Linked DNA regions of Homo sapiens: regions 1 and 2 are each linked to region 3. A link is a loop called in an ENCODE intact Hi-C map of the cell type or tissue named here. Cell type or tissue: endothelial cell of umbilical vein. All regions are shown on one strand.

The links. Peaks named below come from ENCODE experiments on the same cell type or tissue, not always from the same donor. Only the 100,000 strongest peaks of a DNase experiment are listed, where the experiment ranks them.
Region 1: a loop joins it to region 3, with 14 times the contacts of the local background. A loop is called at or near these places in 7 of 110 quality-filtered maps.
Region 2: it touches region 3 in a loop (7-fold over the local background); 4 of 110 quality-filtered maps call a loop at or near these places.

Annotation. Positions count from the first base shown.
Region 1 is chr7:107,496,806-107,504,805 of GRCh38, reverse strand. The region is part of intron 6 of COG5 (component of oligomeric golgi complex 5); the gene reads left to right. Among named protein-coding and RNA genes, the nearest start is that of GPR22, 31 kb to the right of the region's middle. In endothelial cell of umbilical vein, a CTCF peak has its summit at 3,012 (motif pointing right); a DNase peak (open chromatin) is centred at 3,025.
Region 2 is chr7:107,074,358-107,082,357 of GRCh38, reverse strand. All of the region lies in intron 2 of PRKAR2B (protein kinase cAMP-dependent type II regulatory subunit beta), which reads right to left. PRKAR2B-AS1 (PRKAR2B antisense RNA 1) reads left to right here and starts at 2,749. Exons shown (of 4, transcript XR_007060469.1): 1 at 2,749-2,892. RefSeq lists a silencer at 4,840-5,134. In endothelial cell of umbilical vein, no CTCF peak of the experiment used is centred here; DNase peaks (open chromatin) are centred at 2,667, 3,717 and 5,007; H3K27ac peaks cover 5,127 bases.
Region 3 is chr7:107,144,079-107,152,078 of GRCh38, reverse strand. PRKAR2B (protein kinase cAMP-dependent type II regulatory subunit beta) reads right to left here. Exons shown (of 11, transcript NM_002736.3): 6 at 5,618-5,771; 7 at 1,056-1,157. Among named protein-coding and RNA genes, the nearest start is that of HBP1, 21 kb to the left of the region's middle. RefSeq lists an enhancer at 1-202. In endothelial cell of umbilical vein, CTCF peaks have their summits at 1,428 (motif pointing right) and 4,439 (motif pointing left); DNase peaks (open chromatin) are centred at 1,478 and 4,318; H3K27ac peaks cover 964 bases.

The sequences.
Region 1 (8,000 bases), 350 kb before region 3:
GACTACTATTAACACCCCTATGCATATCAACTAGAAAACCTCGAGGAAATGGATAAATTCCTGGAAACATACAACCCTCCTAGATTAAATCCGGAAGAAATAGAAACCCTGAGCAGACCAATAACAAGCAGCAAGATTAAATCAGTAATAAAAAAAATTGCCAACAAAGAAAAAGCCCAGGGCTAGATAGATTCACAGCTGAATTCTACCAGATATTCAAAGATGAACTGGTATCAATCTTACTGCAACTATTGCAAAAGATTGAGAAAGAGGGAATTCTCTCTGAATCATTCTTTGAAGCCGGTATTACCCTGATACCAAAACTCAGAAAGGACATAACAAAAAAAGAAAACTACAGAGCAATATCCCTGATGAACATTGATGCAAAAATTTTCAACAAAATACTAACTAACCAAATCCAACATCACATCAAAAAGATAATGCATGGTGATCGAGGGGTTTTATTTCAGGGATGCAGGGATGATTTAACATATGCAAATCAATAAATGTGATATATCACATAAACAGAATTATAAATAAAAACTATATGATCATCTCAATAGATGCAGAAAAAGCATCCGGTAAAATCCAGCATCCTTTTATGATAAAAAACCCTCAACAAACTAGGCATAGAAGGGATTTCCTTCAAATTAATAAAAGCCATATATGACAAACCCACAGCCGACATCATACTGAACGGGGAAAAGTTGAAAGCCTTCCCCCTGAGAACTGGAACAAGACAAGGATGCCCACTTTGATCACTTCTATTCAACATAGTACTGGAAGTCCTAGTCCTAGTCAGAGCAATCAGGGAAGAGAAGGAAGTAAAGGGCTTCCAAATTGGAAAAAGAAAGTCAAACTATCACTGTTCACTGATGATGTGATTGTATACATGAAAAACCCTAAATAAAGACTGCTCCAGAAGACTCCTAGATTTGATAAACAAGTAAAGTCTCAGGTTACAAAGTCAATGTACACAAATCAGTAGCACTGCTACACACCAACCACCAAGCTGAGAATCAAATCAAGAACTTAGCCCCTTTTGCATCTGCAAAAAAGATAAAATACTAGGAATATACTTAACCAAGGAGGTGAAAGATCTCTACAAGGTGAACTACAAAACTGCTGAAAGAAAACGTGGATGACACAAACAAATGGAAACACATCTTGTGTTCATAGATTGGAAGAATCAATATTGTGAAAATAACCATACTGCCCAAAGCAGTCTACATATTCAGTGCAATTCCCCATCAAAATACCAACATTATTTTTCACCGAATGGGAAAAAAAATCCTAAAATTCATTTGGAACCAAAAAGAGCCCAAATAACCAAAGCAATCCTAAGCAAAAAGAACACATCTGGAGGCATCATATTACTGGACTCTTAGTTATACTACAAGGCTGTATACAGTTACCAGAACAGCATGGTTCTGGTATAAAAGTAGGCACATAGACCCAATGAAACAGAATAGAGAACTCAGAAATAAAGCCAAATACTTAGAACCAAGTGATCTTCAACAAAGCATCAAAAACATAAATTGGGGAAAGAACACCCTATTAAATAAATGCTGCTGAGAAAACTGGCTAGCCACATGTAGAAGAATGAAACTGTATCCCTCTCACTTTATATAAAAATCAACCCAAGATGGATCAAAGACTTCAATCTAAGACCCAAAGCCATACAAACCGTAGGAGAAAACCTAGGAAAAACTCTTCTAGACATTGGCCTAGACAAAGTATTCATGACTGAAATCCCAAAAGCAAATGCAACAAAAATAAATAAATGGGACCTGGTTAAATAGCTTCTCTACAGCAAAAGAAATAATTGTCAAAATAAACAGACAACCCACAGAACGGGAGAAGATAAGACTTGTAAACTGTGCATGTGACAAAGAACTAGTATTCAGAAGCTACAGGGAACTCAAATCAGCAAGAAAAATAAATAATCCCACCAAAAAGTGGGCAAATGACATGAATAGACATTTCTCAAAAGAAGATATGCAAATGGTCGAGAAACATATGAAAAAATGTTCAACATCCCTAATCATTAGAGAAATGCAAATTAAAACCACAGTGAGATTATCAGCTTATTCCGTCTAGAATGGCCATTATTAGAAAGTCAAAATACAATAGATGTTTGTGTGGATGTGGTAATGCTTATACACTACTGGTGGGAATGTAAATTAATACAACCTTTATGGAAAACAGTATGGAGATTCCTTAAAGAACTAAAAGTAGATCTACCATTCAATCCAGCAATCCCACTACTGGGTATCTATCCAAAGGAAAAGAAGTCATTATATGAAAAAGACACGTGCACACATATCTTTATTGCAGACCAATTCACAATTTCAAAGATATGGAACCCACCTAAATGCCCATTGACCAATGAGTGAATAAAGACAACGTGATGTATATGTATATACACACCATGTAATACTACTCAGCCATAAAAAGGAATGAAGTAATGTGTTTTGCAGCAACATGGATTAAGCTGGAGGCCATTATTCTAAGTGAGATAACTCAGGAATGGAGAACTAAACATCAAATGTTCTCATTATAAGTGGGAGCTAATCTAAGAATACGCAAAGACTTAGAGTGATAAAATGGACTTTGGAGATTCAGAAGAGGAAGGGTATTGAGAATGTGGGATAAAAAACTGCATATTAGGTACAAAGTACACTACTTGTGTGATAGGTGTACTAAAATCTCAGAATTCATCACTAAATAATTTATTTATGTAATCACAACCACTTGTACTCCAAAAGCTATTGAAATAAAAATCAAAAGAAAAAAATACCATGAAACTGTTTCTCGTTTTCCCTTTATTGTGAGTCTGAAGTGACTTGTTTCTTAAATGCATTGAAGTTTTTTGTGTGTGACAACTTCTTCATAGTTAATGTAATGTATATGTGTATATCTACAGTGTAATGACAGATTATAAAGATTTTCTGTTTGTACATTTGATTTAAATGGTCTCTAAATTGCTTACATATGTGACTGGGTTCAGCCACCACCAGATGGGGGTGATGTTGTGCTCAAATCCAAATGGCCAGAAAGGCTTATGCTTAGATATGTGTTTGTATGTGGTAGAGATAAGCATATAGAAATTATACACACAAGCACACAAACCTTTTTTAAAACTAATTGAAGTTAATGTTGCTAAAATTTATATTTAACAGGTAATACTCATACCACATTTATGATTCTATTCATTCTTTTATCATATAGTGTAAAAAATTCAGGGTAACATCTAGACAAAAACAAGGAGCTCTTTTACTGTAAACATTAGTATGTTGTTTTTCGTACATTTTAAAGTTGCAAGCATTTCTAGATATGTGTTCTGTTTCATATGGTTGTTTAATAATGTTCATGGAAGCTCTGTGTTTTACCTTGCTATCACCCCTTGCTGGAAGACTTATAAAGTTTGAGAACAATTTATTTAGCTTAAGGTACTTCCAACTAGTAATGTATCAAAGTTTTTTATTTCTTGGTTCTAAGGGATTTTCTTTTTCATTTGGATGCTTATGCCAATAGTTCTCAAGTTCTTTTCCCTTCTAGTATATATTACTAATAATATTAATTTGAAAAAAATGTGTCTTAATCTAAACAAAGTGCCTCAGAACTACAGGCTTATTCTATTGTTGACTGTTCCTTTAAAATTATGCTAGCTTTCTTCTTGATGAATTACAGCTTTGGGTCTCTAAGTATAATATTGTACAGGAAAATTAGGTGGGTTGTTCTACTTTTCATTGCCAAGATAATTTATTCCTTTATATATAGAAAAGCCAGTAACAATGTGAAACAGTTTTTATTAGTCTTTGTTTTGGTAAATATGGCAAATTAAGATTGCTAAAGGCTGTTAGAATGGTTGAATGTAAATTTATGATTATAGGTGTACCTGTAGAATTTTACACTTTCATATTGTATAAACAACAGGGCAGGGAGGCATGATCTTCTCAGAAACATATTCAGTAAAATAGCTTGCAGTTTTATTCATTTGTTTTTAACTTCTGTGTTAGAGATTTGAAATCTCTTTTGATGAATCAGAAATGTGATTTGATGAATCTTTTAATATCATATCCCAAAGGAAGATACATACTGATGACATGGTTTTATTATTACAACTAGGAATATATCCTGTTGCCAGTGGTGATAATCTATATTATTTCCTTATTAATTATATTAAAACTAAAGTTATTTCACTGTTGGAAAAAACCCTGAAATTATTATATCTGGTAAACCATTCTCTAAAATCCAATCAGTTTATACTATGTAACTAAAAAGTGCCAAATTAGATATCTAGGGATATATCTTATGGTGAATTTATTTTCGTGGGCACATGAAGAAGGCATGATCCTCAGAATGAGGTAGTACACAGAGATTTATGAAGTTGTTTCTGTAGCAATTACAGAGATTAGTAACATCTGCTTTGAAAAAGAAATCCGTATCTAAATTGCATGGTCTAGGGCTCTGGAAGTTCAGTTGTTCACTTCTCAAGTTTATCCAGAGTCGCTTCTTGAGGAGAATGCAGAATTTGTCAGCAAAAGTTCCTGAAAACCCCCTTCATATGTTCCAGGAAAGAACAATTGGATAGAATCTTATTTTTCAAGACAGGATGCCAACTCTTACATCTTAAATTGGTTTCCATGGCACGTGGATCTATATTCAGTGTAGCATACATTACTGATTGACTTCCCACTTCCTTTGTTTCCATTCTTTCTTTTTTACAGGGTCTCAGTTTGGTTGAGTGCTCTTCTTCCTAATAATATCTTTGGGCTCAAGGAAGGGACTACTTAATTGCTCCAGTGCTTAAATCATGATAGATCATGATAGTTTCATTCCTTTACGTAATGGTTTAAACGTGGACATGCGACTCATCTGGGCTCAGGAGACTTGAGGAGAAGTGAGCTGGGGGATGTTTTAGAAAGGTTTGCAGAAAAAAAATGTAGATGCAAAGGAGGAATTAGAGCTGGAGGTTAGATACTATCCCTACTTCTAAACTTTGAAATTGAGATACACTATTCGCCTATTTGCACTGAATTAACAGACTCCAGTTCCCTCTTTAACATTCCATTCTGTCATCTCATTTTAAAAATTTCAGGCTAGGCATGGTGGCTGACACCTCCTAGCACTTAGGGAGGTCTGAGGCAGCCTGATCTCTTGAGGTCAGGAGTTCGAGACCAGCTGGGCCAACATGGTGAAACCCCACCTCTACTGAAAATACAAAAAATTAGCTGGGCATGGTGACGTGCTCCTTTAATCCTAGCTTCTCAGGAGGCTGAAGCAGGAGAATGGCTTGAACCTGGGAGGCAGAGGTTGTAGTGAGCCAAGATTGTGCCACTGCACTCCAGCCTGGACAACAGAGCGAGACTCCATCTCAAAAAAAAAAAAAAATTTACTCCTCTTCCCTTTGTTTTTTAAACTTTTCTGGATAGGTTAATAGGAATACCTTACGTTAGTGTGGTGATTTTCTTTTTTAAATTTTAGAATGGTAAGTACGCTTAATATGAGATCTACCCTCTTAACAGATTTTTAAATGTATAATATGGTATTGTTATCTATAGGCATGGTATTGAACAGCAGATCTCTAGAACTTACTTATCTTGCTTTACTAAAATTTTATGCCCATTGATTAACAACTCCTCATTTCTTCCTCTCCCCCAGCCCCTGGCAGCCACAATTCCATTATTCGCTTCCATGCATTTGTCTATTTTAGATACCTTATGTCAGTGGAATCATGCAGTATTTGTCTTTCTGTGACTGGCTTATTTTACTAAGCATAATATCCATAAGATTCATCCACATTGTTGCATATTTCAGGATTTCTTTCTTGTTTAAGTCGGAATAATATTCTGTTCTATGTATATATATCACATTTAAAAAATTCAGTCATCAGCTGGTGGACATTTAGGTTATTTCTGTATTTTGGCTGTTGTAAATAGTGCTGCTGTGAACATGAGAGTGCAGATACCTCCTCAAGATCCTATTTCAGTTATTTTGGATAAAAACCCAGAAGTGGGACTGCTGGATCGTATAGTAATTCTATTTTTAATTTCTTTGAGGAATCACCATACTATTTTCTATAGGGGTTGTACAATTTTGCATTCCCACTAACAGTGTAAAACGATTCCAATTTCTCCGCAACCTCACCAGCACGTGTCTGTTTTTTGTTGTTTTTGCTTGTTTGTTTTTTTTAATAATAACCATTCTAACGGATGTGAGGTGGTATCTCACTGTGGTTTCGATTTGCATTACTCTGATGACTGGTCAGATATTAATGATCTTTTTATATACTTGTTGGCTATTTGTATGTATTCTTTGGAGAAATGTCTATTCAAGTCCTTAGCTCATTTTTAATTGGGTTTTTATTTTTGCTATCGAGTTGTAAAGTCCCTTATACGTTTTGGAAATTAACCCTTTATCAGATACATGGTTTGTGAATATTTTCTCGCATTTCATAGGTTGCATTTTCACTGTCTTGTTTCCTTTGCTGTGCAGAACCTCTTTAGTTTCATGTAGTCGCACTTGTCTGTTTTTGCATTTGTTGTCTGTGTTTTTGGTCACATCTGTGAAATCATTGCCAAGACCAATGGTACAGAGTTTTTCCTCACGTGTCGTTCTAGGAGTTTTACAGTTTCAGGTCTAACGGCTAAATCATTAAGCCATTCTGAGTTGATTTTTGTGTATGGTGTAAGACTAAGGGTCCAATTTCATTCCCTTGCATTTGTATATCTAGTTTTCCTTGTATTTGTTGAAGAGACTGTCATTACCTCCTTGTGTATTCATGGCACCCTTGTTACACATTGGTTTATCATATATGCATGAATTTATTTCTGGGCTCTCTACTCTATTGCATCAGTTTGTCTTTCTTTTTGCCAGTACCATACTATTTAATTATTATAGCTTTGTGTATGTATATATAAAGAAGTATGATGATACCAGCTATATTATTTGTTTCTCAGAGTTCTTTTGACTATTCAGGGTCTTCTGTGGTTCCATATGAATTTTAGATTTTTTTTTCTATTTCTCTAAAAAATGACATTGGGATTTAGATAGGGATTGCATTGAATCTGTAGACCACTTTGAATAGTAGGGAAATTTTAACAGTATTCAGTTGTCTAATCTATGAACATTAGAAGTATTTCCATTTGTTTGTCTTCTTTAGTTCTTTAGTTTCTTTTATTTGTAGTTTTGAATATACAGGTCTTTCACTTTCTTACTTAAGTCTGTTCCTAGTATTTTATTCTTTGGATGCAATTGTAAATGAGATTGTTTTCTTAATATCTTTTTCATATAGATTGTTGTTGGTACATAGGAATGACACTGATTTTTGTGTGTTGATTTTGTATTCTGCAACTTTACTGAATTTTTTATGTTAATAGTTTTTTGGTGGGGTCTTTATGCATTTCTGTAAATATTAGATCATGTTATCTGCAAACAGGGACAGTTTTACTACTTTCCTTTTGATTTGAATGCCTTTTATTTCTTTTTCTTACTTGATTGCTCTGGCTAGGATTTCCAACACTATAGAAGTTTTGGTGGAGCAGGTGCAGGCTAATACTTGTTTGTTCGTTTGTTTGTTTTGTAGAGACAGGGCCTTGCTTTGCCATTCAAGCTGGAGTGCAGTGGCAGTGGCGCAGACATATCTCATTGTAACCTCAAACTCCTGGGCTCAAGTGAGCCTCTTGCCTCAGCCACTTGAGTGGCTGGGACACAGGCATGCCACCATGCCTGGCTAATTTTTAATTTTTATTTGGTAGAGATGGAGTCTCGCTATGTTGTCCAGGCTGGTCTCGAACTCCTGGGCTCAAGTGATTCTCCTATGTTTGCTTGCAGAAGTGCTGGGATTATAAGTGTGAGCCACTGTGTCTGGCCTTGTTTTGTTTTTGATCTTAGGGAAAAAGCTTTCAGTCTTTCGCAACTGAGTATTTTGTTAGCTGTGTGTTCTTCATATATGACCTTTATTGTGTTAAGGAAGTTTTTCTTTTATTTCTGTT
Region 2 (8,000 bases), 70 kb after region 3:
GGACACAAATGGGGGGAATGATAAATATAAGCAAGTAAGAAGCAATATCATTTTTAAAGTAACATGAAAATAAAATACATTATTTTTATGGTACAGAATTCAGAAGTAAATTGTAAGTGGTAATGTATCAACATTATAAAAAGAAAATTTTGAGATCCACAAAATCTAAATAAAGTGAAAATACCAAATAGGTAACTTGAAAGTAGCAATTTATTTTTAGAAAGCCACAAGAGTAGTTAAGGCAAACCTGTTTTCCATTTCTCCTGCAGATTACCACTCAGCAACCTGCTAAAACTCAGCACGTCTGGTAAGCTGCTGTTCAAAAATTGAATAAAAGCTATGTGCATTTGCTGTATTTGTAGCCTATATACTCTGTTAGGCAATGCATATATTAAAGTATCCATACCTGTTTTTAAAGGGGAGCTATAACTTGGAATTCTGTTTTAAAATATCTAAGGAAAAGGTCAGCTGTACCTTTTTTGATGGTCAATAAACACAACATTTTGTAATTCCTTGAAACACGTCTAACAACACTATCATTTAAGCTGTTCCGTCTTTCAAGTGAAAGGCCCCTTCTTTCCACTATTCTGAAAACAATATACTGTACCATTAATGTATATTTTAATTTGTTGTCAATTTTATGGTACCGTTTTCTGTAAAACAACATTAAAATCAGTGTTCTCTGGTTTTAGTAACTCATGAAAAAGTAGAAAACTAATCCGGGGAGGTGCAGGGAAGGGGAAGACCCTGATTCTTACTGGTAAAGGGAAGACAAGACCTGAATAGGTATTTTGGTTTTTAGTTGCAATATTAACTTTTAAAATATCAGAAAACATTATCCAATGATTACCTAGTATATAATATATTGCTGGGCTCTCAGAGATGAGACTAACATTCTCTAGTAGTCAGCTCCAAAGAAGTAGCTGGGTCAAGATGCTGATGGGGTGGGGGTGGGAGGGACTGCATTTGCACACACCTGTTTAAAATATCAGTTTAGATTTTTAAAAGGTGGATCAATTTGCTTTCAAAACTACAGTCTACAAATACAGTTTATGATGAGGGACTGAGGTTGCTTTTCTGTTTTCATCTAAAAAGCTAAAGGATGTTACATTTCAGAGAAATCTTTGCTCTCCCCCACAAATAACAATACAATGTTAAGTTAACCCAAATTTGGGGTAGGGGAGTTAGTTGTAATACATACACAAAATTATGCACTTTGGCCAATTAATATTAGGTGGGATAAGTTACAAGAGGAAAGAAGAGACACTAAAATTATGGTGTTTTTATCAGGTTAAAATTTGAAAAATCCAGTCTAATAATATATAAAAGTTTATTTTGCACTCAAAATGTGTCAGACACTATGCTAAAAGCTTTGCCTGCATTCTCTTCCAGAATAACCACAATCTGGTTTTACAGAAGGTCATTTAAGTAAGTTGCCCAAGGTCACACAGCTAATAAATGATGTACCTAAGATCCTAAACTGTATCTGCCTGCCCTGGGTCCAGCCCAGTGCCCAACACATTGTAGGCCCTCATTGAATATTTGACTGTTAAATTTAAAAACAGCTCCAAATCCAGCCTCTTACTTCTACATCATATTGCCTTCTGTACCTAAGATAAGTATCAGACGGTTACAGCGCTCTCATTAGGAAGCTAACAGAGTTAGCCTTAAGGAAAGTTTAGTTAAACAAGTATTTACAGTGAATAAATTATAATCTAAAAACTATCAATCCAACTATGTCCTCTTTGCTCTGTCACCCTTGGTCATCCACAAGATGTAAGACCCTCCAGACCACCATCTTTTCCCTAATTTCATCTCCCCATGCCTTAAGCTTCCCTAGACTGCAAGTACTTCAAGGGCATAATGTGTTCACTGCTGTGCCTAGTGTAGTCCCTGGCAATGGTAATTGCTTGCAAATATTTCCTCAAATGAATTGCTGCTCTGTGGCTTCCTTCTGTCCATTACTACCCTCCTTCCCAACACATTCCCCACACCCTCACATTCTTTTATAAAACATTACTGACTTTTCTCTGCCTTGGTTGAAACTTGATTCTTCTCCAAGAACACTCCTTCTCTTAGACGGTACCACTTCCTGCACACAGTGGGATCTGAAAGATAGTGAGGGCACGCTGTGGCTCCCCACACTGGCATCTGGACCACTCCATGGTGCTCCCACTGAAACCTCTGTGCTCCTCCGAGAGCCACGGCATACAGATGCCCCTTCCTGACTGGTACCTGGCTCACAGTTTTCATTTCACTCCAATGTGCCACCATCGTAGGCAGTCAATGTCCAAGTTGAAAACCCATTTGAGAGCCCATCCTCAACTTATTTTGGCTTCCTTAATTCCAATAAAATGTCACTCAGCCTGCCCTTTAGCAGGCTCACCCTGTAACTATATTCACACTGGTCCTTACCCCAGCACACACTACTCAGGAATCTCACACCGCTCTACACACATGCCTGGAGAAATCTTCCCATCCTCCTTGCATTCTCATTTCTTTACTTCACATTCTATTTTTTCTTTGACCTCATCCAGAGTGTCCTTGTTTCTCAGTCCATTAATTATGAACCTCACTGTTAAGCATAGGGAAAAAGACATGTGAACAAGCAACTACAACATCAAACGATGTGTAACAGTAACGGTATCGGAAGGAAGGAAGGGAGGGAGGGAGAGAGGAAGGAAGCTGATGGCAGGGAATGTGGTGAGCTATAGCAAGGCCTAGATAAGAGAGCCCATGGCATGCTCTGAATATGAGCAGGCATACATGGAGGCAGAACGCAGGCACGCCACGGGCCTGAAGCAGGGCTGCCACACGCCACCATTCGACAACTCAAGGGCACCATTCATTCATGCAGGCTGTCCTGACAAAATGCCAAGTTAGCAAAATAAGGTATGTTTGTTTTTTTTTTTTTAATAATCGCTTCTTTTAGATAAATGTGCAATCTTCCTTTATAAAAGCTTTTTGTGAGAAGTTTCTTATCTCATGTAGCACACACCACGGTTGTATCACCTAAGCCATGGCAATCTGCAATAAGATAAGTACAGAGAGTAAAACAGTGTTTAGATACAATTATAGCAATTTGATATTGCTGTGGCAAATTTATATTTCTCAAAAGTGCTGGTCTGCAGTGCACTGGGAAAACAAAAACGAAAAACTGATCCTTCACACAGAGCTGGTGAAGTAGTGACCTAAACTCCGCTTGTAATTAAAGAATGGTTGCACTACATCTAAATGTCTATTCTATCTACTCATACCTATTTTATACTATCTTATAGATCTAACTCCCCGACCCCTTTCCCCAACAGTGGCAGTGTTCCTGTAATTAAGGCACACGGGGTTTGGTGGGTTACATAATTCCCATGTTATCTTCCAAGCCCTTCCACATCGACTGGCAAAACCACCAGTGTGAAGAGTCTGAGGACACTATAGGCGCAGAAAGATCCTCCCTTCCCACCATGCCCCAACCTGAACAGCTGCTTTCACTATCTTCCTTTCTCCTTTCCCTGGGGGGCTCTAAGAGAACTCTGGGAAAATGCAATTAAGTTCAAGAGATAATCTAATTTCTCATTAGCCTTGAGGTAGCTTATCAGCATTCCAGGGCCTAACAAAAAAGAACCAGAGACTCAACAATGCCACAGATTCCACTGGGTTCCAATTCCCAAGGTTGCTTAAGTATCAGTAAACAAGCGCTGCTAGAGTGTAGAGCAGGAGGGGCAAGTGGCTGGAAATGAGCCAGGAGCAGTACTTGCTCTGTTCACTTGGATTATTCATAATGAATCACAGGGAAGAACCCATTTTATTATAATACTAGTGTGGGCACTGAGAGATAACAGGTGCATGAAGTGACTTGGAGGCCCCCTAAATGGCTTCCATCCCACCCAAGGAACAAGCCTGGACAAAAGCCCCCAGGCCTGTGCCCTGGCATCTCAGAGAACCTCCTTAGGTCCCAGTCCCACCTTCCATCCTGTCTTCCCACCTCCCTTGCTCAAGACTGACACCTCTCGTTTCATCCTGTTGCCTCAGTCAAATTCTCTTTCTGACCCTTGATTTCAGCCTCACCCTGGGTGTCATCCTTCTGACTAACTCTTCATGTCAAGCTCTGCAGTCCTGAAGCCATTTCTTTTCTTTTCTTTTTTCTTTTTTTTTTTTTTTTGATGGAGTATCACTCTGTCATCCAGGCTTGGAGTGTACAGTGGTGCAATCTTGGCTCACCGCAACTTTGCGTCCCTGGTTCAAGTGATTCCTCCGCCTCGGCCTCCCAAGTAGCTGAGACTACAGGCACACGCCACAACGCCCAGCTAATTTTTATATTTTTAGCAGAGACAGGGTTTTGTCATGTTGGCCAGGCTGGTCTTGAACTCCTGACCTCAGGTGATCCACCTGCCTTGGCCTCCCAAAGTGCTGGGAACACAGGCGTGAGCCACCATGCCCGGCCTCAAGAATCTGTTCTTCATGGGTTATCTACTGTTTCATTACAACAATCATCTTGTGAGTTAGGTATTATCCCCATTTTATACCCAGAGAAACTAAGCCTTAGAAAGGTAACTAAGGATACACACACACAGAGACACTTTTAATACGTAGATAGGTGAGTAACAGAGCTAGTACTCTAACCCTGGTCTGATTCCAGAGCCTATACAGCCTCTCCTGGTAAGGCAGATGTTAACATTTTGAAGCAATGGTAAATTAAAGGATGAAATAACTCCTGGCCTTAAGTCCCTGCTATCCATAGCCAGTGGGCATCTGCTCACTCCATGCCATAGGTGCTTGATGGCAGAGGCAAACTGCATAGCAACATATGGTGAAAATGGACTTTTTACAGTAATACTGAATAGAAATACCTAGAATAGTCTCTCTCCTTATAGTCCTCGTAAAACCTATGTTATAAACCTTAAAGACAGCACAAATAGTACCCTTCCTGTGAGGCAGGCCCTGGAAAAACTGTATGTTTTCTCCTTTTCACTTTGAGGATATTACGGCATTTACTACACTATGAGTCATCATCAGCTTCCCTGCTAGACTGCGCACTTCGTAAGAACTGTATCTTATTATTCGTGGCATCCCCAGCACTGTACCTGACACACAAGAGGGACTCGGTAAATGTTTGCTGAATAAACTAGTATATTAATTAAAGTAGTATTCTCCCAATATGTATTCCCAAGTATTGGTGATTAACAGGCTTATTAAAAATGAAGCTAATTTCAAAAAACAAAATATGAATGTAACTATAATTATACCAGCAAATTGGTTTGACAATATAGAAATGACCTCTGGAAAAAAATAGTTTGGGGGTTAAAAGCTGTTATCGTCAAATAACCTTAAAGTAGAAACAATGAACACCAAGGCTACAAGATATTTCCCAAACAAAACAAAAGGAAGCATATGTTCCGTGAATCAAGGAAGCATATGTTCCTTGAATCAGATTCAAGACAAGATGTGAACTTCTGCTATTTCACTAATTTCTTGGGGAATAATCATTTCTGTTCAGGGTGATTTCACTGAGATTTGTAATATCACATTTTACACAGTAGGTGTGTGAGATTGAAATTTAAAGATTAATTTCACCTGTGAATTATTCTACATCATAGTTTACAGAAAATTATAAAATTTTAGTTCTGTTAAAAATATACCACAAAATTATATGTTCATACTATGGCAAAAAATTAAAGAGTGGTTAACTACATGAGAAAAGAAAATCCTTCTATTATAAGAAATAATTACTTATTAGAACAAGTAATTGCTTTCAAGTAGTCCTTGAAAGCAATAGTAAATGTCAATGCAAAGATTTCATGGACGTCGGTGGGGCATACTGAACAAACAGCAGCTGTGCTAATGCCATCTATGAATGCATAACAGGCGGTATAGGGAACTGTCTTATGGTTAGGAATAACCTTCAAAACTCTGAAAAAGCAAATTTCAAAAACTTCAGGGAGTCAATTTATGAAAGGCAAGAAAAACTGAGTCATGACAATTAAATGCAATAAAAAATCCTTGAATTAGCTTGAATTTAAAAGAGAGAGAGAAAAAAACATGATAGGACAGTGGAGGAAATCTGACTCTAAACTCTGTATGAGATAATAGTATCGTATCGATGTTAAATTCCTTCAGTGTTATATTACCTAGAAGAATGCCCTTTTTCTTAGGAGATACAGGCTGAAGTATTTAAGATTCCTAAAAGTTTCAATAAAAAAGAGTGTGTGTCTGTGTAAAGATGGAGAGGAGAGAGCATGCAAATGTGGCAAAATATCAACATCTGGGGAGCCTAGATAAAGGCGCTCACTGAACTCTTTAAACTGTTCTAGAAGGGTAACTTTTTCAAAACAGTATCTTAGGATTAAAAAAAAAATTCAGAGTTCCAACTTCATGATGCAAGGCACTGTCTTAAGATTAACTGGACATTTCTAGCCCCTCCCCAATTCAGAGACAAAACCACAGAGGAAAACCATTACAATTTTTTAGAAAACCTATAATGTATAAACAATAAAAAGATGCCCATATTAAAGGATTACTATCAAACAGTATTATGACTCTCTAAGGCTTTATTCTGACAGGCTAAGGCAAAAAGCTGAGGGGTTTATGGCTTTGTTTTAAACCACGTTCATAAGAAGAAGGCTGAGAGCGAACGTTTTGAAAAGCCTAGACTCTCTGCTGGGGGCTTCCTTAAACTCATCCAACACCTATAATCACAGCACTTTGGGAGGCTGAGGCAGGTGGATCCCTAGAGCTCGAGAGTTCAAGATGAGCCTGGGCAACATGGCGAAACCCTGTCTCTATAAAACATACAAAAATTAGCTAGGCATTGTGGTGCACACCTGTTCTCCCAGTTACTAGGGAGGGTGAGGTGGAAGGATCACTTCAACCTGGAAGGTGGAGGCTGCAGTGAGCCAAGATCATGCCACTGCACTACAGCCTGGGTGACAGAGTGAAATCCTGTCTTAAAAAAAAAAAAAAAATTGCCAGGTGTGGTGGCTTACACCTATAATCCCAGCATTTTGGGAGGCCAAGGTGGGCGGATCACGAGGTCAGGAGATTGAGACCATCCTGGCCAACATGGTGAAACCCTGTCTCTATTAAAATACAAAAAATTAGCCAGGCATGGTGGTGTGCAGCTGTAGTCCCAGCTACTCAGGAGGCTGAGGCAGAAGAATCGCTTGAACCCAAGAGGCAGAGGTTGCAGTGAGCCAAGATCATGTCATTGCACTCCGGCCTGGTGACAGAGCGAGACTCCATCTCAAAAAAAAAAAAAATTTAAAAATAATAAAAATCATCCAATTTAACCCTCACAAGCTTGAATATAGCTATTAAGATCCCAAGCTGAAAGAAAAGAAAATAAATAAAATTAAACTCAAAGAAGTAAACAACTTACATACAAATTCACAGAGAAAATGGGAAAACTCTAGTCAGTACAACTTCAAACCCTAGGATCTTTTCTATATATTAGGTGAACAGTGAAGCAACAGGATTATTTCTTGATTAAAGCTTTACTCTTAAAATATTTACTGAGCTGCTACTACTACTACCACCACTAAATTTTTATTTATTTATTTATTTATTTTAAACGCAGTCTCCCCCTCTGTCGCTCAGGCTGGAGTACGGTGGCGCAATCTCAGCTCACTGCAACCTCCGTCTCCCAGGTTCAAGCGATTCTCCCGCCTCAGCTTCCCAAGTAGCTGGATTACAGGCGCCCGCCACCAAACCCAGCTAATTTTTGTATTTTTAGTAGAGACAGCGTTTCACCATGTTGGCCAGGCTGGTGTGGAACTCCCAATCTCAGGTAATCCGCTCACCTCAGCCTCCCAAAGTGGCAAAATTACAAGTGTGTACCACAGCGCCCAGCCACCACCACTAATTTTTAATACTCACAACAACAAATGATATATTATTTCCATTTTCCACCAAAAAGAATAATCTTCCAAAAAACAAAAAGCCCATATTGTAAAATGGATTATGTGGCCGGGCGCAGTGGCTCACACCTATAATCCCAGCACTTTGGGAGG
Region 3 (8,000 bases):
ATCTGCGGGGAAAGAGAAAAGGAGTAGATTTGGGACATACTAGGTTTGAGATGTCTATTAGACATCTGAGAGGAAATCTTACATTTGCAGTTGGATAAGTAAGTCTGACCTTCAAGGGAGGGGCCTTGCCCAGTGATATCAATTTTAAGAAGCATCAATATATGGACAGTACAGGTGGTCCCTGACTTACAGTGGCTTGATTAATGATTTTTCAACCTTACAGTTGTTTGAAAGCGATAGAAACTATACTTCTAATTTTGAGTTTCGATCTTCTCCCAGGCTAGCGATATGCAGTACAACGCCAGGCAGAGAGCCACAACGCCCAGCCAGCCTCACCACAATGAGGTGAACAACCCATGCTCTCCAGTGCACTGTGCTGCCAGGTGACTGTTCCCAGCTGTAGGCTGATGTGAGTGTCCTAAGCATGTTTCAGGTAGGCTAGGCTGAGCTCGAATGTTCCATAGTTTAGGTGTATTAAATACATTTTCTATTTATGATATTTTCAACTCACAATGGGTTTATTCGTAAGGTAACCCCATAGTAAGTCAAGGGACATCTGTATTTAAGGCCATGGGATTCGACATGTTCACCAAGTGAATAAGTGTATCCTGAAAAGAGAAGAGGCCAAGGACAGAGGCCTGGAATGCCAGTTTTAAGAGGAGAAGAAAAGAGGAATAAACAGCAAAGATGACTGAGAGGAAGAGGCCAGAGAGGACATTCTATATCTAGAGAACGCCTCACTGTAAAGTTACAACTAGTGGCTCTTGTCTACATCTATGTGATTATATTAAGTCTGCTATCAGATAAAGACCACATATAAATTTGCTATAGATGCTGGGTAGGAATGTATTACTTTCAAATAACAAAACAAATGAAATTATAGATAGCAGAAGAAACAATGAGTTATAAAAATTAGCACTACCATTTAATCTTTTCAAATAAAAACATGGATAGATTTTTTTTTATTCAAAGAAATTTTTCTATAGAACTAAATATTCCTAGCAAAACAGAAACTTTTAAAGCAAAATAAAATAAAAGCATAAACATATACTTACCTCCAAAGATTTAAGGAATGGCAGTGACTCAATAAAGCTTTCATACATTTTTCTCTTTTTGGCATTGTTTTTCACAATTATTCTCCTGAAGGTTACCCTGTCCTACAGGCAGAACAGTTAAAGGGTAAATTTTATGGGGGTAAAGCTATACAAATAGTTTTATTTTATTCCCTACAAGAAACAATGATTGAAGATTCTGAAATAAAAGATTAACATCATTATACTTTTAATGCAACTCATTTCATATTTTTATTTCGTCAAGCACAAAATATAATACAGAACCACATAAAATACTGTTTTCTTTTTTTTTTTTTTTTTTTTTTTTAAAGAAAGCATCTGTTGACTTTTTATACATAACAGAAATCTGACCAATATGTTGGGTTCTGCCCACAAGGAGGCGCTGTCACAGCATTTTTAAATATGTATACTAGCACTCTGTTCTTTTACTCTGTTATGTACTCTACGTTCTTTTTCATATCCACATTATGTCAAAATTTTCTTGTCAAAAATGTGGAGGGATGCCCAAAGAAATTATAAATGCTTAAAGTGATGGCTACTCCATTTACCCTGATGTGATCATTATATATTGTATGCTGTTATCGAAATAGCTTATGTACCCTGTAAATATATACACATAATATGTACTCATAAAAAAAATTTTTATTTAATGTGAAGGCACAGAGAAACTACAACTATGTTTTTGAGTAAGATCTAATTCCAGTGTTTACCATGTTCACAGTCTAAAATGTTCCTGTTTATACTATCATGCCCTCAAAGATACAGAACTCGGTTGAAGAACTAGTAAAAATTTTAAGGATACAGCTCAAAACATTATTTTCCTAAAAATTTTATTTTAAATAATTTCTCATAAAATATTTTAATTCTTTAATAAAAGCCTCAATAATTATGTTAGATTGGCATTCATTAATAAACAATTATACCATTTTAATAAAGTAAAAATTGGGATATATTATTTAATAAATTACTATGCCAATATTTTAATTTTTTTTTACTTTTATTTTTAATTTTTGTGGGTACATAGTAGGTGTATATTTATGGGGTACATGAGATGTTCTGATACAGGCATGCAACATGAAATATGCACATCATAGAGAATGGGGTATCTGCCCCCTCAAGCATCTATCCTTTGAGTTACAAAAAATCCAATTACATTTATTTTAAAATATACAATTTTATTATTGACTATGGTCACCCTATTGTGCTACCAAATACTAGGTCTTATTCATTCTTTCTTATGCCAACATAATAAGGCTGAATTTAAATGAACTAGTGCAATGGAGAAAAATGCCAGTATAGATGAAAGTCTCTAGGTGTGATGGACTGCAACTGAATGTTTCTATCACTCTAAAATCCCTCTGTTGAAATCCTAATCACCCAGGATAGTATTAGGTGGTGGAGCCTTTGGAAGATGGTTAGGTCATGAGGCTGGAGCCCTCATGAATGGGATTAATGTCCTTATAAAAGAGATCCCAATGAGCTCCCTTGCCCCTTCCACCATGTGAGAACACAAGTAGAAGACGCTGTCTGTTAAACAGGAAAACAAGCCCTCACCAGACACCGAATCTTCTGGTGCCTTGATCTTGGACTTCTCAGCGTCCAGACCATGAGAAATAAATGTATGCTGCTTAAGCCACCCATTCTATAACAGTCTGTCATAGCACCCCAAAAGGACTAAGACACTAGGAAATTAAACATCTTGTTTCCCAATTTGGTATTGGCTGTAATTTGGACTTGTTTTACTCCTAATACTTTTTTTAAAAGAAAATTTTACAAGATAATTAGCACAAATATTGAAATTATTTCCAAGCCTGGCTCTGCATCAGAATAAGCTATAGTATTAAAAAAGATTTCTGAGACACCAGACCTTAATGACTCAAGATCTCTGCATGTAGGGCTCAATAATTCATAAATGCTCCCAAAGTGATTCTGATATGTAATCAGGTTTGGAAATCAGGTATAACACCATTGTATGGACAGCGGTTATTGCAAAACAGAGAAGACTCAAAATAGCTTAATGATTTAGAAACTAATCATAATCAGTTATATCTCTCAGAAAGAATTTTCCATTAGTAACCTACCTCTTCACACCCACTGTGACATATAAAGTCCAGAATTTCAAATACTTTCATCCTGAAGCCATTTCAAAAATCACCTTTCCAAATCATCAGTATAGTCACGTAGATCATGTTAGCCCTAAGGCTAATAGTGACCAAATATTATTTACAGAGTGAGACTATTCTGCAATGGACTTTTCTCTTGGGCTTTTTTTGCTTATCTTTACACACCTGTATTTATAAGGCAGACCTCCAGTCTGTTGACCTTAAAAGAAAAATTTATTTTCTACTCGACTCTCCCTGAGAAGGAGTTATTATAATTAGTCAAGTCACCCTTAAAAAGTAGGCTTGAAATACTAAGTAATTATGTTAATTATTCTAACTTTTTTAGAAAGCTATTATATGTCAGGAGGATTATCACAAACTGCCCATTTTTATAAAATTTAATAACATGTATAGACTACTAAAAAGCTCTGAAAATGCTTAATCCTATCTTAGGAACTTAAGTAGTACGTGCACTAGGAAATTCTGGGTCTTTTATACCCCATTAAAGTTTCTACAAGGGCTAAAAACTATCAGTATTCAAAGAGGCCAACCTATAAAACAGTTGATCTTATTCTGAAGATGTGCAAGGAGGCAGTTTCCTCACTGTGTGACAATCTGACAATCTGAATCTGAACGGCAACCCCATTGGAATGACTACATTTGAAAAGTAAACCTTCCTGAATAAAACAGGTCATGGCAGATGCTAGATTTATCCCACCACTTTAATTACAGGCAGACAAAGACTTCTGTGGGTGAAGGACTGTCCTGGTTTGAAGTTTTTTCTTTGCTGGCTTTGGGTATTCAAATCACTGACAGTTCTTTCCTTTTCCTGAGACAATTCAGCTTTTCCTCTAAACCTTAAAAAAGTGACTCATCACATTTTTAAATAAGTATATAATAACTGGTTCCAATTAAAAGAAATGTAAAATGTCTTGTCTCTTTGATCAAGAGATATTTTTTATCAGCTGAATTGACTTCAGAGTCAAATGCTGAACTGTGACTAAATAATGTGTGACTTCCACAATGCTATATACAGTAGTCCTTGGAAATGAGACTTTTAACAGACTTCATATTTACTTCAACCTCTTCTCTTTCCACAAAAGGATTTGAGAGAAATAACCCAATAAATGCATGTCAAAACTAGTGGGTGGGCTATTTTCAACAATTTTAAAAGAAAATACATATACTGTAAACATTTCCCTAAATCGATGCTGTTTAAGGTTTGGCCTGACATCAGGCAGTACTGCCATCTCCTGGGAGCTGATGAGAAATGCAAAAATCACGGGCCTCACCCCAGAACCACTGAATCAGAATCTGCATTTTAACTGGATTCCCAGGTGATTTGTAAGCATATTAAAGTTTGAGAATCACTACCTTAAATACAATCCTCCAGAAGGAGCTTTAGTAGTGCCTAATAATTTGCATCCTATCATATGTGAAAATATTGCCCGAATGTATCTTTAAACCAGCTTTTAAGTCTTGCGGGAATACCACATTAAGAAATGTATTTAAAAGTACTAATGCTCAGGTCCCAGTGCTGAAGATTCTGATCAATTTGCCCATGGTGAGGTCTAGGTAAGAGGATTTTTTTTGAGACAGAGTCTCGCTCTGTCGCCCAGGCTGGAGTGCAGTGGTGCAATCTCAGCTTCACTGCAAGCTCCGCCTCCCGGGTTCATGCCATTCTCCTGCCTCAGCCTCCTGAGTAGCTGGGACTACAGGCACCCACGACCGTGCCCGGCTAATTTTTTGTATTTTTAGTAGAGACGGGGTTTCACCGTGGTCTCGATCTCCTGACCTCGTGGCTAGGTAAGAGGATTTTAAAAAAATACTCCAGGTAATTCTGATGTGGGGCACATGAGCACAGCCACCAAGCATTTTTTCCCTACACAACTGCTTTTAAATGCAGAGTAGTTACCAATCAATTTATAGCACCAAGAGCATCCTTTTATACTGGTTTCTCAAACTCCGAATTTCTGATGCAGTAGGTCAGAATCAGTGGGTGGGGCCCCAGAATGGGCATTTCTAAAAAGTTCCCAAGTGATACAGCTGCCAGTGTTCAGGGGACCACACTCTGGGAGCCACAACTTTATCAGATTATAATACTTACCTCAGAAAGCTATCTGAGAAAAAGTACTTAAGGCTGTGTTTGTATGGCTGGTTATTTTCTAAGAGTGGGTAAGACAGGAGCATTCTGAATCTGAGTGTCTTTCCTGGGCCACCAGGTCCCAAGCTCCTGACTGGACTGGAGGAGTGGGGGCAATGACATCAGGATCTGACTTAGTGAAGTCTTAGTGCCCTACAGTTCAGCATTCAGTGGCTGCTTAATAAATTACCTGATGACTGATGATCTTTAAATTAAAATACTACATGCGGCAATTTGTAACACCGTCATAGCAATTGCTACAAATCATAACATTCAGGTCAAATAAGTATTTTACTCACCAAACCCCACAGAGCACCAGGAGAGGTAGCAGTGATTGTAGCTGCTCTGGGTGTATTGTACATTAAGGCCAGTTCGCCGAAACTCCCACGATTATCATAGTTACCAACACATCTTCCAACACCATCACATTTCACATAAATATCAAATGTGCCTCTGTTGGACATATGTAGATTGGAGGTTAATTCAAATAAAATATCATTAAAATAAAACATTATTTCAGAAAAGAGCCCTGTGAAATAAAAATCTTATTTCCAGCCTGTTATCCCCTCCGATGACAATAAAGGGGAATCAATCTGTGCCATCTGTTCCAGACCATGTGCCTGCTGGGAAAAATGGGACTAAACAATAAAAATTTGGAATAAGGAATGATAAAACTATAACTAAAGACTACAACCAAATAGTATATGCATAAAAAACCATCTGGAGAGGCCGGGTCTCACACCTGTAATCACAGCACTTTGGGAGGCTGAGGCGGGTGGATCACCTGAGGTTAGGAGTTTGAGACCAGCCTGGCCAACATGGTGAAACCCTGTCTCTATTAAAAATACAAAATATTAGCCGGGTGTGATGGCGGGATCCCATAATCTCAGCTACTCGGGAGGCTGAGGCAGGAGAATCACTTGAACCTGGGAGACGGAGGTTGCAGTGAGCCGAGATTGTGCCACTGCACTCCAGCCTGGGTGACAAGAGCAAAACTCCAACTCAAAAAAAAAAAAAAAAAAAAAAATCATCTGAAGAGGCTGGGTGTGGTGGCTTACTTACATCTGTAATTCCAGCAATTTGGAAGTCCAAGGTAAGAGGATCACTTGAGCCTAGGAGTTCAAGACCAGCCTGGGCAACATAGCAAGATCCCATCTCTATAAAAAATTAACCTTAAAAAAAGAAAGAAAATCATCTGAAGAAACATTTATCAAATCACTGACTGTAGTTATCTAAAAGCATAAGAATAGTGAGGGATTCTAGGCATATTCGCTATCTAATTTAAGAGTTTCTGTTTGTAACATGAACATATTATTACTTTTGTGATCAGAAGAAAATAACTTTTTAAAAAGAATCTAGCTATAGCAATTTGGTTAGCCACTACTCTACAAAACTTACTAGGGTCCTTTATAATCTATAGCAGACGTTGGCAAACTATAGCCCACAAACTGGCTATCTGCTTTTGTAAATAAAGTTTCACTGCAATATAAACACTCTTGTTTGTTTATGTGTTATCTATGGCTGGTTTTATGCTACAACTGCAGAGTTGAGTAGTTACAACAGAGAACATATTGGCCTGCAAAGCCAAAAATATTTACTCTCTGGCCCTTTACTTTAGATCAACCCCCATTCTAAAGTTAAAAAGTAGAAATTCAGACTAGATATCTAACTCTGGTCTTTTTATAGTTTTTTGGTGCTTATCTTTTAACTGGGGTTCTTTTTCTAGGCAAATAAGGTTCAGTTTGCATGTCACTGCACTTCCTATTACCCAGACCCTATATTCACGTAAACTGCATTCTTTGTGTGGATGACTGACTTTCCGCATACTGTATTTTATCAGAGAACATGCTTTCAAGGCTTGCACCTGTGAGGGCAGATAGAAAAAATTCTTTGGCTTTATTCTGTTGACTAAACCCTAACACAGACAAAGAGTGGGGACGTGCTGCTAAAAAAAAAAAAAAAAAAAAAAAAAAAGTGGCTTTTAACATTAGAAAATTATTATGGGCCAGGCCTGGTACCTCATGCCTGTAATTCCAATGTTTTGGGAGGCCAAGGTGGGAGGATTTGAATCCAGGAGTTCAAGACCAGCCTGGGCAACATAGCAAGACTCTGTCTCTACAAAAAACCAAAAAATTAGTCAAGTATGGTGGCACATGCCTGTACTCCTAGCTACTTGGAAGGCTGAGGCAAGAGGATCGCTTGGGCCCAGGAGTTCAAGGCTGCAGTGAGCTGTGACTGCACCACTGCACTCGAGCCTAGGCAAGAAAGTGAGACACTCTCCCTGCCCCTCCAAAAAAGAAAGAAAAGGATTATTAATAATAAAGAAGCAATAACAGCAGAAACATGATAGACAGAAGAAAATAATTGGCTTTCATGGCCAGGCACAGTGGTTCACGCCTGTAATCCCAGAACTTTAGGAGGCCAAGGTGGGCAGATCACAAGGTCAGGAGTTTGAGACCAGCCTGGCCAACATGGTGAAACCCCGTCTCTACTAAAAATACAAAAAAATTAGCCAGGCGTGGTGGCAGTCACCTGTAATCCCAGCTACTCGGGAGGTTGAGGAAGAAGAATCACCTGAACCCAGGAGGACAGTGGGTGCAGTGAGCTGAGATTGCGCCACTGCACTCCAGCCTGGGCAACAAGAGCAAGACTCCGCCTCAAAAATAAATAAATAAATAAATA